3 separate regions of the Homo sapiens genome follow, and regions 1 and 3 are each linked to region 2. A link is a loop called in an ENCODE intact Hi-C map of the cell type or tissue named here. Cell type or tissue: GM12878. All regions are shown on one strand.

Region 1 (2,500 bases), 400 kb after region 2:
AATAGACATTTTTCCAAAAAAGATATACAAATGGTTAAGGGGTTTATGAAAAGGTGCTCAACATTACTAAACATCGGGGAAATGCTAGTCAAAACCACAATGAGATATCATCTCACACCTGTTAGATGGCTATCACCAAAAGGTCAAAAGATAACAAGTGTTGGCAAGGATGTAAAGAAAAGAAAACACTTAAATGTTGTTGGTGGGAATGTAAATTCCTGCAGCCATTCTGAAAAACAGCGTGAAGGTTCTTCAAAAAATAAAAAATACGGGCGGGGCACGGTGGCTCAGGTCTGTAATCTCAGCACTTTGGGAGGCCAAGGCAGGAGTTTCAGACCAGCCTGACCAACACGGTGAAATGCCCATCTGTACTGAAAATATAAAAATTAGCCAGGCGTGGTGGCATGCACCTGTAGTCCCACCTACTCGGGAGGCTGAGGTAGGAGAACCATTTGAACTCGGAAGGCAGAGGTTGCAGAGAGCCGAGATCGCACCACTGCACTCCAGCCTGGGTGACAGAGCAAGACTCAGTCTCAAAAAAAAAAAAAAAAAAAAAAACTACCATAGGATCCATCAATTCCCACTACCGGGTATATATCCAAAGTAAATTAAGGACAGGCACAGTGGCTTAACCCTATAAATCCCAACACTTCTAGTTATACGGTATAGCCGTAAAAAGTGAAAGCATTACCTTGGATATTTGCATACCCATGTTTACAAGAGCATTCAGTGGCCATGCACAATGGCATGGTATTCAGCCATGAAAAGGGAATAAAATATTGATATGTGCTGCAGTGTAGATGGACCTTGAAAACACTGGGCTAAGTGAAAGTAGCCAGACATGGAAGGACAAATGTGTGATTCCACTGATCTGAGGTACCTAGAATAAGCAAATTCATAGAAACAGAGAATAGAATCGAGGTCACCAGGGGATGGGAGGAGGGGGAAGGAATGTGGTGTTATTTGTATAACGGGTAGAGAGTTTACATTGGGAATGACAAAAAAGTTTTGGAAATAGTGGTGACGTTTACACGAATGTATTGTGAATGTATTTAATACCACTGAATTGCACACTTACAAATGACTAAATGAGAAATTGATAATGCTAAATAGTCATATATATTAACAATGAAATGATAACTATTATGTATACTTTGCTACAATAAATAATAATAATAATGATAATGGGAGAGGACTCATGTTATTTGAATGTGGAGCTTCGTGTTAATTAGTCCAACTAAGCTATCACATGCTGCTCTCTGGAGCGTGGGGACAGACAATAGCGCTGAGCATAACTGGGGACAGAAAAATAAATTGGCGGGGGCAGGGAGGCTCAGCTTAGTTGAGAGTGGGATTTTGTAGAGAATGAATGTCATGACCAATATCAGAAGTTTCTCAGAGCCACAGTTGAGCTGCTTTTTCTGCTGGTTTCAGGTGACGGCAAAACAGTGGCACAGGTGTGGGCCTGAAGCCCGCATAATGGAGCTTTCCCCTCCTCCCTGGATTCAGCCACACCCAGGACGAATGAGGTTTGGCTGCAAAACTTAATAGTTTGGGGGGTTTGGGGGTTTTTGTTTTTTGTTTTTTGAGACCGAGTCTCACTCTGTGTCCCAGGCTGGAGTGCAGTGACATGATCTTGGCTCACTGCAACCTCCACCTCCCGGGTTCAAGCGATTCTCCTGCCTCCGCCTTCCCAGTAGCTGGGATTACAGGCCCCGCCACCATGTCCGGCTAATTTTTGTATTTTAGGAGAGATGGAGGTTTCACCATGTTGGCCAGGCTGGTCTCAAACTCCTGACCTCAAGTGATCCACCTGACTCGGCCTCCCAAAGTGCTGGGATTACAGGCGTGAGCCACCGCACCCGTCCAATTTAATGGTTTAAGAGAATATGAGGCCAGGCACAGTGGCTCACACCTGTAACCCCAGCACTTTGGGAGGCCAAGGCTAGTGGATCACTTGAGGTCAGGAGTTCAAGACCAGCCTGACCAACATGGTGAAACCCCATCTCTACTAAAAATACAAAAACTAGCCAGGCGTGGTGGTGCACACCTGTTATCCCAGCTACTTGGGCAACTGAAGCAGGAAAATCACTTGAACCCGGGAGGCGGAGGTTGCAGTGAGCCAAGATCATGCCACTGCACTCCAGCCTGGGTGACAAGAGCAAAACTCCGTCTCAAAAAAAAAAGAGAAAACAAAACAAAAGTGAGGAAATCAAGGGGAGGGAAATCACTGCCCCAGCTCAGGGTTCTTGCCCCGAGGAAGGAGCTGCACTGCCAGAGTCCCTTTCAGGCACCCTCCAGGAGGCCACCAACCCCCAGCTGCAGTGCCTGCATGACAAAAGTTCAAGTTCAAGGGCCTGGCTTCCCCTCTGTTCCCCGCCCCCACACCCCCACCCACCCCCAGCAACACAGACAGGAAGCAGGGCTCACTTCCTGCACCAGTGCACTTACAGGAAGTCAGCTGCTATCACAAGTGCAGCCACCTGAGAGCCCAGGCCCT
Region 2 (2,500 bases):
TGTTAAATTACCTCACCCTTTTAAACTAGATATCTGTGTAAGGCCAGATTTTCTTTCTATCCTTCAATCAAAGCAACATATCACAACTGAATGCAGAAACAGTTGTAGGAATCCAGCTGTCTTTTTATAAAGCTCACTCACAATCAAAGAGATTTGCACAAACATAAAATGATGTCACTCTTTTCACTAATTTTTTTTGTTTTAGAAAATATATTTACTTTTCATAAAATAATGCTATTTATGTTAACAGGCAATTGGTTTATTATTGTTACTTTTACATGAATTAATATTTTAAAATTATTAGTTTTAATTTCTAATCAGGTACATGTAGATAGACATAAACAACATAAACAGAAGCTCCTTAGGGTCCTCAATAATTTTTGAGAGCATAAAGGAGTCCTGAGACCAAAAAATTTGAGAGCTGCTGCCCCAGGCCACAGCTGTCCCTGTGAACACGTCTGTTTCTTCCACAAAACTTTTCAGATGCAACAGATGCTTGCTCTCTTTGTTCCTCTTGTTATACCCCATCCTCATTCTCTGTACTTTTTCCTTTTACTATTGACTTTACATATCTACTTAACTCTGTACCTGCTTCAGGAGAGACCCTCCCACACTGAGCCATTCAAATGGCAGATTCCATCATCAGCCTTACCCTCTGATCTCGACTTTCGGGCACATTCAGTTCTCGCCTTTTGGGCCCTTGTCTCTACCGTGGAGTTACAAGTTGAGTCATCTTTCTTTTGAGGAACCTGATCCACCCTTTTGAGCTTCTTTTGGATTCCGTGTCTAGATGAGGCTGTCCCTGGACCAAATAATGACTTGTTAATAGTTTAAATTGGGGTCTTCAGTGAGCCTCCTACAGTCCCAATCAGTGACTTCCCTTCTCATGCCCCTAACTCCCACTCTTTCAGATCTCTGTACCCCTGTACCTCACTTTTCTCCTCCTACTTCTCTATAATTATATCCTTCTTCTTATGTGTACCTTTCTTTGCCTCCCCAAATTACCATCTGCTTTCACTCCTGGTATGACCTGTTGCAATCAACTAGATAAAGCTGGGGAAATCCTAGAGCTTATTTCCTGATTTTCGTTTGTGTCGGCCTGCACCACGAGGTGGCCACACAGTCTCGTCTAGGTGGAGAGGAGGTGTCTTATAAAGCACCTCTCCAGGTTCCCCCACGGCCTGTGTGTGGTACAAGAGATTTCCAAAAGTTTCTAGGTGCCTTCAGTGGGCAAAGTGCAAGGTATTAAAAAAACTGAGAGGGAAGGACCCTGCCAAGAAGGCGGCTACCATGAGGGAGAGATGGAAGGTGAGGCTGAGACCCAGAGGAGGTGCAATGCCAGAGGGTGCAGAGGTGAGTTTGCTTCATTGTGGAAAAAGAACACAATTTTCACCGGCTGTTGACTTTAGAAGCTGATCCCACAGGATGACCGCTGTCCTGTTGAACAAGAACGTTTCTCTGCAGGTTAGAAAGGACACAGAGTGTGCAGCCATGCTTCCCGCACGCAAGTGCGGTGATATCCGCAGGCCACTTCCGGAGGAAAAGGCATGGGTGAACCCTTAAGAGGGGGCGGAAGCGAAAGCCCGGTGGGACCCAGGGCTGGCGGGAAGTTCAAACACGGAAGTTACTGAATATTTATCCAGAAGAGGTGGGGCAGCCTGATAGAGCCTAAAACTTGCCTTTCATTGCCAAGTTTAGGGTTTTTTTTCTGCATAACTAAAGGAGGGTTTCGGAGATGAGAACACTTACAGAAAATATGAGAGTGTGGTATGTATATTTTCAGCACTACTATATATATTTTTCTCTTACAATTTTGAAACATCTTTTTATGTGTTTTGTTTTGTAAAAAATAAAGCTGATTAATTAAATGTAAAATAATATGACTCTTAAAAATATCTCTGTTGGGCTGCGGGCAGGGAGGAATGGGGAGTTGTTTAATGGGTACAGGGTTTTAGTTTTACAAGATAAAAGAGTCCTGGAGATGGATGGTGGTGATGGTTGCACAACATTGTGAATGTATTTTAATACCATTGAGCTATGCACCTAAAAATGGTTGAGATGATAAATTTTATGTCATGTGTATTTTACCCAGGTAAAAAATTGGAAAATTGGAAAAAAGAAAATTAAAAGCACATCATCTGTCACATTTAAAATAAAACGATTCTTTTAAAAAACCTGAAAAATTTCATTTAAATACAATATGAAGAAAGGCAAATCTGGAAGGGACTGGAGTCTACTCCTTTCGGTAGCTTGGCAGAGAGATGTCAAAAGGTCAGAGTTACCTCAACAGAACTGACCATCTGACACTGACTCCAGAGGTTTCCCCTCTCTAACAAAGTCACTTCTCTGACCAGGGAGTGTTCATAATTGTATAGTTGCATAGACATTCCCTGTCTCCCTAATCCTATAACGTGTAGAGCATTGTGAGAGTGGGCATCTCACTACTGGGCTGCTGGCCACGGGGTGTGCAGAGTACGTATGTCTGCCCTAAATATGGGAT
Region 3 (2,500 bases), 65 kb after region 2:
TGTTGCTGGTTGTTGGTCACGGACCACTCTCAGCTCCTGGAAGCCAATCATATTCCTTAATACATTGCCCCTCCATCTTGAAGCCAGCAATCTTGTGTGGAATCCTTCTCACACTTTGAATCTCTGACTTCCTCTTCTGCTGCTGGCTAGAGAAAACTCCCTGCTCTTAAAAGGCTCATAAGGTTAAACCAGATCCACTCTATTAGTCTCTCTTAAGGACAGCTCTGCCATATCACATAAGGTAATTATGGAAGTAATATCTCATTATGTTCACAGTCCTCAGGATTAGGGAAAGAAATATTTGGGGGCCATCTTAGAATTCTGCCTATCGTCAAGGAAATTCCTAGAAAATAACTGTCCAGATAAGCCACTGATTTTCCCAAGCAAATAATATTTATCTTTATCAAGTGAGACATTAAACAAAGCTGAACATAAATATATTAAAAATTTTGGCTTTAGGTGAGACTGAAGAGATTGTAGTAATCTGGTTAGGAGGTACAGGGAAGTGAGGTATACCTATTTTGTTTATTGCTTGCAGACCTCAAATCATCCGTAGTGTAGGTATACTAATGGTCAGGTCAACTATACATAGATCATGTGTCAGAGAATTTTCCAGGACTTCTAAAATTAGTCCTTCTTCTGAACCTTTAATCTGGTAGTTCTATTTGCAGAATAGATCCCTACCTATTACATTTATAGAGGTTTTGTTGAAAACAGTGTTCCTCAGATAATGGTCTGAAAGTAATAGATTACTGGTTGAGATGTGGAAACATTCAGTGATTTTTTTCTCTTCTTTTATAGACCTACTTGTCAAATGTGTTACTTACTTTGGACATGACAAAACCTCCCCATTGCAAGCCAGAGTCATTTTAGGGAAAATTTTGCCAGTTATTAAGAAAAGTACAAGAGTTAGAATCATGATGAAAGTATACAGAGGAAGTGAACATTTTGTCGGGGAGATTATGGCTTTGGCAAAGACAATCCCGTGACAAACAGCAAAGAGGCCACTATATTTCAGTATAAGTGTGAATGGTGTGTTCCACATGAATGAAGCAGAAACTGAAAAGGGGACATATGATTAATTACATGATTGTAGTTGACTCCAGATTACATACTAAACAAAATGATTTTCTTTCACAAATTGACAAGACACTAGGTGCCCTCATGAAGGTTTTGATGAGGGACCCAAGAAAAAATGTGACCGAACATCTTTGCACAGTTTGGCTACTGTCTAATGGACCCACATCCATTAGTTTTAGGGGCTGGCTTGAATTGAGGACTTATCAGACCTTGACCACCAGCTGTTTGCTTTGGATCACTGTCTTCTAACATTCAGAAAGCACAGGAAAATCAGGAACAAGCACACATGAAATAAGACTTTTTGTTTTTTTGGTGGGGTTTTGCTATGTTGCCCAGGATAGTCTAGAATTCCTGAGCTCAAGCCATCTGCCTGTAATATGACCTATTAACAGGCATAAGCCACCATGCCTGGCAGAGATAAGACTTTTTAAAAATAGACAGAAGAGGCCGGGTGTGGTGGCTCATGCCTATAATCCCAGCACTTTGGGAGGCCGAGATGAGTGGATCACCTGAGGTCAGGAGTTCGAGACCAGCCTGGCCAACATGGAGAAATCCCCTCTCTACTAAAATTACAAAAATTAGCCAGGCGTGGTGGCAGGCACCTGTAATCCCAGCTACTTTGGGAGGCTGAGACAGGAGAATCTCTTGAACCCAGGAGGCGGAGGTTGCAGTGAGCCGAGATTACGCGGTTGCACTCCAGCCTGGGCGACAAGAGTGAAACTCTGTCTAAAAAAAAAAAAAAAGACAAAAGAAAGGTAACAGTAGATGAAGTAGTGAAACAAGTAAATAAGTAAATAAGCACATTAATTGAGAAAATGTTTGCTAAGTGGTGTACTTCCAACTGAAAATATCTAATTGTATCTAATTGTATACCCATGTTTAAATAAGATAAATTCAGAACTAGGAGCTCAGTGAAACAAGTCAGAGTTCGAGTTGTTGTTGAGAAAGATTCACTTGGCAGTAGGTCAGAAAAATGACCTGAGCTGGACACAGTGGCCTGAGATTCATGCCTGTGGTTCCAAGGGTCCCACAGGACACTCCCCAGCAAGAATCTTCAAGATAATCTCGGCAGGAACTCCAATTTTTGAAGGGCTAGGCTACTACTCATAATCTGAAACTAAAAGCTGATTTATTCCTAGCTAAGCAAGGCACCTAGTGGGAGGAGGCCCTGTGCTTGTAAGACACAGTCTCTATAGAAAAGGAAACTGCAGTTTTATAGAGAGTTTTAGGAAGCATATTGTGTAGGGACTCCAGACCTTCAGAAACAGGAGTGTTTATGAGTAATTTAGCATTTGGCCATCAATGCAGGCTTTGTGGAGGGGGTGTTGCTGACTGGCTGGGCTTCAGATATGTAGAACTGCCAGTAATGGGCTCGCTTTCAGAAATGTGACTGGGGATATAAGTAGTCAGTGGCCAATTG

What was found. Peaks named below come from ENCODE experiments on the same cell type or tissue, not always from the same donor. Only the 100,000 strongest peaks of a DNase experiment are listed, where the experiment ranks them.
Region 1: a loop joins it to region 2, with 4 times the contacts of the local background. A loop is called at or near these places in 15 of 110 quality-filtered maps.
Region 3: it touches region 2 in a loop (4-fold over the local background); 5 of 110 quality-filtered maps call a loop at or near these places.

What each region holds. Positions count from the first base shown.
Region 1 is chr2:230,600,353-230,602,852 of GRCh38, forward strand. No RefSeq gene overlaps it. Among named protein-coding and RNA genes, the nearest start is that of LINC01907, 99 kb to the right of the region's middle. RefSeq lists an enhancer at 2,088-2,217 and a silencer at 2,358-2,437. In GM12878, no CTCF peak of the experiment used is centred here; DNase peaks (open chromatin) are centred at 1,379 and 2,362; H3K4me3 peaks cover 1,835 bases; H3K27ac peaks cover 2,500 bases.
Region 2 is chr2:230,201,927-230,204,426 of GRCh38, forward strand. SP110 (SP110 nuclear body protein) reads right to left here. Exons shown (of 19, transcript NM_080424.4): 9 at 653-802. It also overlaps a transcript of SP140 not described here. Among named protein-coding and RNA genes, the nearest start is that of SP110, 17 kb to the right of the region's middle. RefSeq lists an enhancer at 1,173-1,222. In GM12878, a CTCF peak has its summit at 1,119; DNase peaks (open chromatin) are centred at 750, 1,055 and 1,515; H3K4me3 peaks cover 537 bases; H3K27ac peaks cover 1,600 bases.
Region 3 is chr2:230,266,717-230,269,216 of GRCh38, forward strand. The region is part of intron 12 of SP140 (SP140 nuclear body protein); the gene reads left to right. Among named protein-coding and RNA genes, the nearest start is that of SP140, 42 kb to the left of the region's middle. In GM12878, no CTCF peak of the experiment used is centred here; DNase peaks (open chromatin) are centred at 1,005 and 2,245; H3K4me3 peaks cover 550 bases; H3K27ac peaks cover 1,990 bases.